Linked DNA regions of Homo sapiens: region 1 is linked to region 2. A link is a contact called in ENCODE Hi-C or POLR2A ChIA-PET data. All regions are on one chromosome and are shown on one strand. Each heading gives the region's core, a stretch centred on a gene start or an enhancer-like site at or near the end of the contact. The rest is flanking DNA. Distances are from core to core; before and after follow the strand shown. Region 1 has its middle 69 kb from the start of LDB2. Region 2 holds the start of LDB2 (LIM domain binding 2).

Region 1 (2,916 bases), core at 108-2,607, 69 kb before region 2:
TAACTTCTCTTTCCTCAAGAGAAGTAGAAATGTGCACCTTTCAATCAAAATATTCAAATTGGTAGGCTGATTAAAATTAGTGTCTGAGTTGGATGCTGTACACCTTGCAGTTTGAGATCTTTGCACTGCATCCCGTACAGACTCATATGCTGAATGAAGGAAATTGGACTCTATCCTGGGGCAAGGGAAAGAAGCGATAGGGTTTAAGCAGAGGCAGTGATTTCAACTTCAATTTTGGAAAGATCATCCTGACTTTTAAAGGCGAGAGGCTATGACAACACATTCAGGACTAGTGGGAGGCAAGTCAAGTGCCCAGCAAGCAACACTGGAGGAGACGCCCACTCTCAGGGCTGTTATGCAAGTGCCCCAAACAAAAGATTTAAACCAGCTAAATAAAAATGACAGCAGATTATAAGATGTCAGGCTGGACAGGACCGGAAATAATATCAGAAATGGGGGTCTTCCTGGCCTTAGGTCACATGAATTCAGCCTGGGGGTGGAAATAAATTTATCTACATTTGACTTCTGGATCCTTCACTTACCATCCCAGGGACCTGGCGCAGATCTCCTGAACTCTGAGCCGCTGGGTCTCTTCTTCTGTCAGCAAAGGCAAGAATTTGCTTTAAAGTTAGTGTGGGCATCAAAGGAAAATAAATCTTGTCATCTTGGGGAAGAGGGTGTTTATAGTAACCCCATGTGGTGGTGGATGGGGTGGGGGAGGCAGCTCTTTTTAGGACCCTGGGTCTGGAGGTTCCCAATCCATGGGAGACCTAGACTGGGTCAGGACAGCAGTGTTCCTGGCCCTGGTCCTTGCTGGGCTGTGGGGCCCTTAGTAACTCACATTACCTCTCTTGCTTTATTTCCTTCTGAAAATATGATGGTTGGCTTAGATTTCTAAGGTTCTTTCGAACTCTGCAAGAAAAATATATATCTACAATTATATAAATGCAGAGAAAAGAATGAAAAAGACTAGGAACCTCTCAGTCTGAGATTATATCTGGATTTATCACACTATGTGGTAAAGAGGATTTTTTTTCTTGTCTATTCTTGATATTTCCCATCTTTTCCAATTTTGATTGTGCTCCATTGTAAGAAACTGGCCTGAAATCAAGGGCTTGGTGATGTGATTTTAAGAGTCCAGGTGAACCCTTCTCTGAAGACACCACCTCCTGTTTACTGTTCGTTATTTTGTGGGAACAGAGTCTTCCTTGGAGGCACTTTTAAAAATGCAAACATCCAGTGGGAATGTTCTCCAAGGGCAGCTTTTGCTATTTTTAAGCCTCCACCCTTGACACTGCAGCTGCCTCTGAGTCCCCACTTCTTTCCCGGGTTTCCACACATGGCAGGCGGCAATTTGGCTCCTCTGAGAAGTGCTGGCTGGGCTTCTAGATTCAGCAAGAGCCCAGGCTTCTTTCTGCATTTCCAGAAATGGAGGGAGTGATTCAGATCAGATCCCCAAGATTAAGAGGTTGTATCTCTCTTCTGAGAGTTAAGCTGAAGCCAAACGTTATGTAACAAAGCAGATATGTGTCTACAAAAACAAGAGCGGTTATAAAAGTGCTTATGTAGCCCCGAGGACAAAAGCATTAACAGCTGGCACTAGAATTTTGTCTGGAGGGGGACTTGATTTCTCCAGGAAATTCCTTTGATTAGCCTCTTGGGGGCGGAACCCTGAGGGCATTAGTGGAGGGTGCGGGCGAGGGGTGTGGGGAAAATAATGAAAGTGTTAAAATGGAAGGAGAAAGGGAGGTGGTAAATAGAAAAAGGAAGATGAATATGGTGGGATATCAGGGCCGAGTTGAGGTACATTTTTTTTTTTTTTTTTCTGAGACAGAGTCTGGCCTTGTCACCCAGGCTGGAGTGCAGTGGTGCAAACTCAGCTCACTGCAAGGTTCGCCTCCTGGGTTCACGCCATTCTCCTGTCTCAGCCTCCCGAGTAGCTGGGACTACAGGCACCCACCACCACGCCCGGCTAATTTTTTGTATTTTTCAGTAGAGACGGGGTTTCACCGTGTTAGCCAGGATGGTCTCGATCTCCTGACCTCGTGATCTGCCCACCTCGGCCTCCCAAAGTGCTGGGATTACAGGCGTGAGCCACCACGCCCTGCCTGTTGAGGTGCACTTTTAACAATTAACAGTGGTGATTGTGCCAGCTAACATCTCCTGAGGACTTACTATGTGCCACATGATGCTTCAGGCTTCAGGTAGACTGTCTCGTATCACCGTCCTATGTTTAGGGGTAATGTTTATCCCTGTTGTACAGATGTAGAAACTTGGCAAAGGGGTCAAGCAACTTGCCCAACATTTCAAAGCTAGTGAGAGGAACAGATTTTGTAAAAGGTCCAGTATCAACTTGCCTTGTGTGTATGTTATAACACCCTCTGTCTTCCCAAGAGTTCAGTAAATGGATTCTGCTCCCAGGGAGGGCTGTTCAAGGATCTACTAGATCTAGAAGGACTTATAAATCTTCGTTCAACAACACTGGCTAGTCTTGACAGATGAGACGTAGAAACCTGGGCCTACATGATGCAGGCTCAAATTGTTGAAGTCAAGACTAGGACTAGACTTCAAATTTTCCTACTCTTGGTCCCCAGAGCTCTTGCTGTTTGGTAAAGCTGTGAATTTAGGTATGCTTTGTTTGTGGACACCTCCCAGAGTTATAAAAGCAAACTCCTTAGCTAAGCATATAACGACCTTTATACTGTGTCCTAGGATGGCCTCTCAGCCCTGCTAATACCTACTCCACTGCACTTTATTCTGGCCGGAAGCAGTGTGGGCAGCAAGCTGGACTGAGTGGGCAGAGGTGAGGTAAAAATTCAGCAAAACGAACAGTGGCTTTGTTCTAATGGCAACAAAGAGAAGGAAACACATACGTGCAATACAGCAGGTGGTGGAAATACTAATAAGAAAAGTAAG
Region 2 (2,984 bases), core at 278-2,777:
ATATTTCATGCAATTATGAAGAAGGACTGATCAAGACAGCAATACACTTTTCTGTGTCTGAGTATTTTTAAGAGTGTAAATTGCAGAATTAGCAATACTCTATCCCCTGTTGGCTAGTGACTTGGAGATACCCAAGCCATGATTGGGGCAGAAAGTTAATTAATCTGCTTATTAAAAAGAAGAAATGTCTCATTTGCATGCATTTGCATTCAGGTCTTGAATTCATTATGCTTTTTGGTGGTCCTTTGCTTTATTTCCTTAATACCACTGACCTACCTAGGTGTTAGCTCAATACATTTAAATTTTGTGTGGCTGGGCTTTGTTTAAGTGTCGTATCTCTGGTTATAGTGGGTTCTAGCAGAATTTGATTATTTTATAGATTGTTTAATTCTCTATAGAGATTTTCCCCTTCCATGGGCTGTTGGGATTTCTTATGGTTATCATATACCACAGTTGGGAAAATATTTGTTTACTTGACCAATCTTGGAAAATACAGACTTTGTCTCCATAAGAGTTGGACATGTTATCTGGGGATGATCCATTCAATTATTTGCAATTTCCTTCTCAACCAAATTTTCCGTGGTCATTTTTGTGGCAGTTTTCTCCTTCTTTGCTTTTCCTGTCTTATTGGGAGGTCTGTTTGGGTTTTTTGTTTGTTTGTTTGTTTGTTTTTCCTTCCTGGGAAAAAAGACCATTGCTCTCCTTAAGTGTATTTTATACCTTCCACATTCAGAACGACTGTTTTTACCTGAAAATGCCCAGGCACCTTAAGGGCCTGAATGAAGTCTTTGGAGAAGAGGGAGGTGGCTGGGAAGAGGGGTGAGTGGGGAGAGATGGGAGTGAGATGGAGTGGAGGGCAAAGAATATAACAGCCCTTGGAACAACAGCAAGTAAAGCAAAACTACATAGGGAGATTAGTGCTGAAATAAATCTCTGCATGTGAGTGAATCACCGGTCCCAATTCGGGGCACCACAGTGCCCGTGTTTCTGTATTTTGTAGTAATCAACATTTCTGATACATTACAACAGTGTGGTTGTCAGGGGTGAGCGGCTCATGTAGCGGTTAGACCACCTCTATGCTAACAAGCTTAGCAATCAGGTTGTGAAGGGTCCTGGCTGGAGGAAAAAAATTAAAACCAAACCTTAGACCTCTTGTCAGACTGTGAGGAGAATTATATTTGTGAACTAGTCTACAATGTGGACAGGAAATGACCTCTCCACAAACTGCTTCTTTAAAAACAAGCAGTGGTGCCTAAAGCTATCCAGCTCCTCTCTCTCTCTCTCTCTCTCTCTCTCTCTCTCTCTCTCTCTCTCTCTCTCTCTCTCTCTCTCTCCCCCTCCCTCCCTCCCTCCTCCCTCCCTCCCTCCCTCCCTTCTTCCCTCCCTTCCTCCATACCAACCTCCCTCCCTCTCTGGAGCTCCTGCTCTCTCCCTCTCCCTCCTCTCCCGTGCTCCCTCCCTCCCTCCCTCTTTCCCTCCCTCCTCTCCTCTCCCTCTCCTCTCCTGCTATAGAGGGCTCCGACAGCAGTTCCCAGCCAGCGTGTTCAGCCTGCCTGCCTGCCTGCCTCTGTGTGTGTGTGAGCGTGTGTGCGTGCGTCTACTTTGTACTGGGAAGAACACAGCCCATGTGCTCTGCATGGACGTTACTGATACTCTGTTTAGCTTGATTTTCGAAAAGCAGGCAAGATGTCCAGCACACCACATGACCCCTTCTATTCTTCTCCTTTCGGCCCATTTTATAGGAGGCATACACCATACATGGTACAGCCAGAGTACCGAATCTATGAGATGAACAAGAGACTGCAGTCTCGCACAGAGGTAAGTACTTCAACCTTGGGGATGTGTTTGTGTATTTTTGTTAAGCTATGCATGAGCTTTTCCTAGGGTTTCTGGCTGAATTCTATGGGAAGTGTCCCACTTGATACTACCACGTACGTGGAAATGAGCGCCAGGATGAATCCACGAGTTTGGACGCTGGGTTTCCAGGCACAGCAACTCTTGTAGCAGAGGACAGTTTCTGCCGGAATCTTGAGACAACCCAGCACTTGATTCACATGCCGGGTTTCCAGAAATGTTGCTCTTCCAGAACTCTGGTGTTTTACAGGCTCTGAGTCAGTCCTGTTGGTGTTTCTTGAGATATAATTCCAAGGAATTTTGTGATTGTTTGCATCTGGCTATATATATATATACATATGTGTATATATATATATATATATATATATATACATATGTGTATATATATATATATATATATATATATATATATATATATATATTTTCTTTTTTACAAATCCTAGAGGAAGTCTGCTTTGACCTGTATTTACTTTTCAGAGTCACCAAAATCGAGGTAAAAAGGGGCAGAAGAGTAAACCTGCCTACTTCTCAGAACTAGCCCTGGAGGGACACATGTTTGTATATTTCAGTGTTAAAATCAGAAACCAGTTGCTTGGGGCAAGGGGACTCTAGACTTTCTCCTATTGCTGTCGGCCGTGCCCCCCTATCACTCTACCTTAGGACAGGAGCTGGTTCAGCTTTCAAGTCAGCTCTAGTTTTTGCATATTTGAGATCTTGTGCCTGAGAGAGGGAGACTCAGCCTCCTAGGCAGCCAGCAACTCTGGGAGCAGAGAGAACAGGACTTTCAGAACTTTTTAAATGCAAAACTCCAGACTCGCCTCCTGCAATTTAAATATTTTATGTCAGTTGACTTTTTCTCTGTGCTAGCTCAGCTGGCAGGTCTTGCTGCTGGATTGTCCATCTGCCTGTAAGTTGGGGCTTTGTGTGGAAGTGTTCGGAAAAGGAGTTTGTTATAGGTGCACCAAAGTCACTTTAGGAAGTGGAAATTGCTAGGAATTTAGTCTTCTCTGCAGAGTATAAATACCACAAGATTTATGCCAAAGAGCTTTTAGGGAATAGCTCTGGTGGAATTTTAGATTGAAGATTGACTTTTAACTCTAGGAAGGGACTCCATTAAGTTTGTGCTATGG

Evidence for each region. Hi-C counts contacts between places; a loop is a spot of excess contacts on that map. ChIA-PET counts read pairs that join two places held with the same protein, here RNA polymerase II (POLR2A). Pooled maps may share reads with other maps.
Region 1: a map of esophagus muscularis mucosa shows a loop between it and region 2 (3-fold over the local background). The contact joins the enhancer-like site here to the promoter of LDB2 in region 2. A Hi-C loop is called at or near these places in 2 of 168 maps with a recorded cell type or tissue (esophagus muscularis mucosa and sigmoid colon) and 2 of 50 pooled maps. POLR2A ChIA-PET finds 5 or more read pairs at or near these places in 2 of 52 experiments (A673 and OCI-LY7).

The regions. Positions count from the first base shown.
Region 1 is chr4:16,966,397-16,969,312 of GRCh38, reverse strand. No RefSeq gene overlaps it. Among named protein-coding and RNA genes, the nearest start is that of LDB2, 69 kb to the right of the region's middle. Within about 2 kb of position 1,357, at least 10 of the 41 ENCODE cell types and tissues checked have a DNase peak (open chromatin) inside an H3K27ac peak, as active enhancers do.
Region 2 is chr4:16,897,188-16,900,171 of GRCh38, reverse strand. LDB2 (LIM domain binding 2) reads left to right here and starts at 1,527. Exons shown (of 8, transcript NM_001290.5): 1 at 1,527-1,818. The coding sequence starts at 1,687.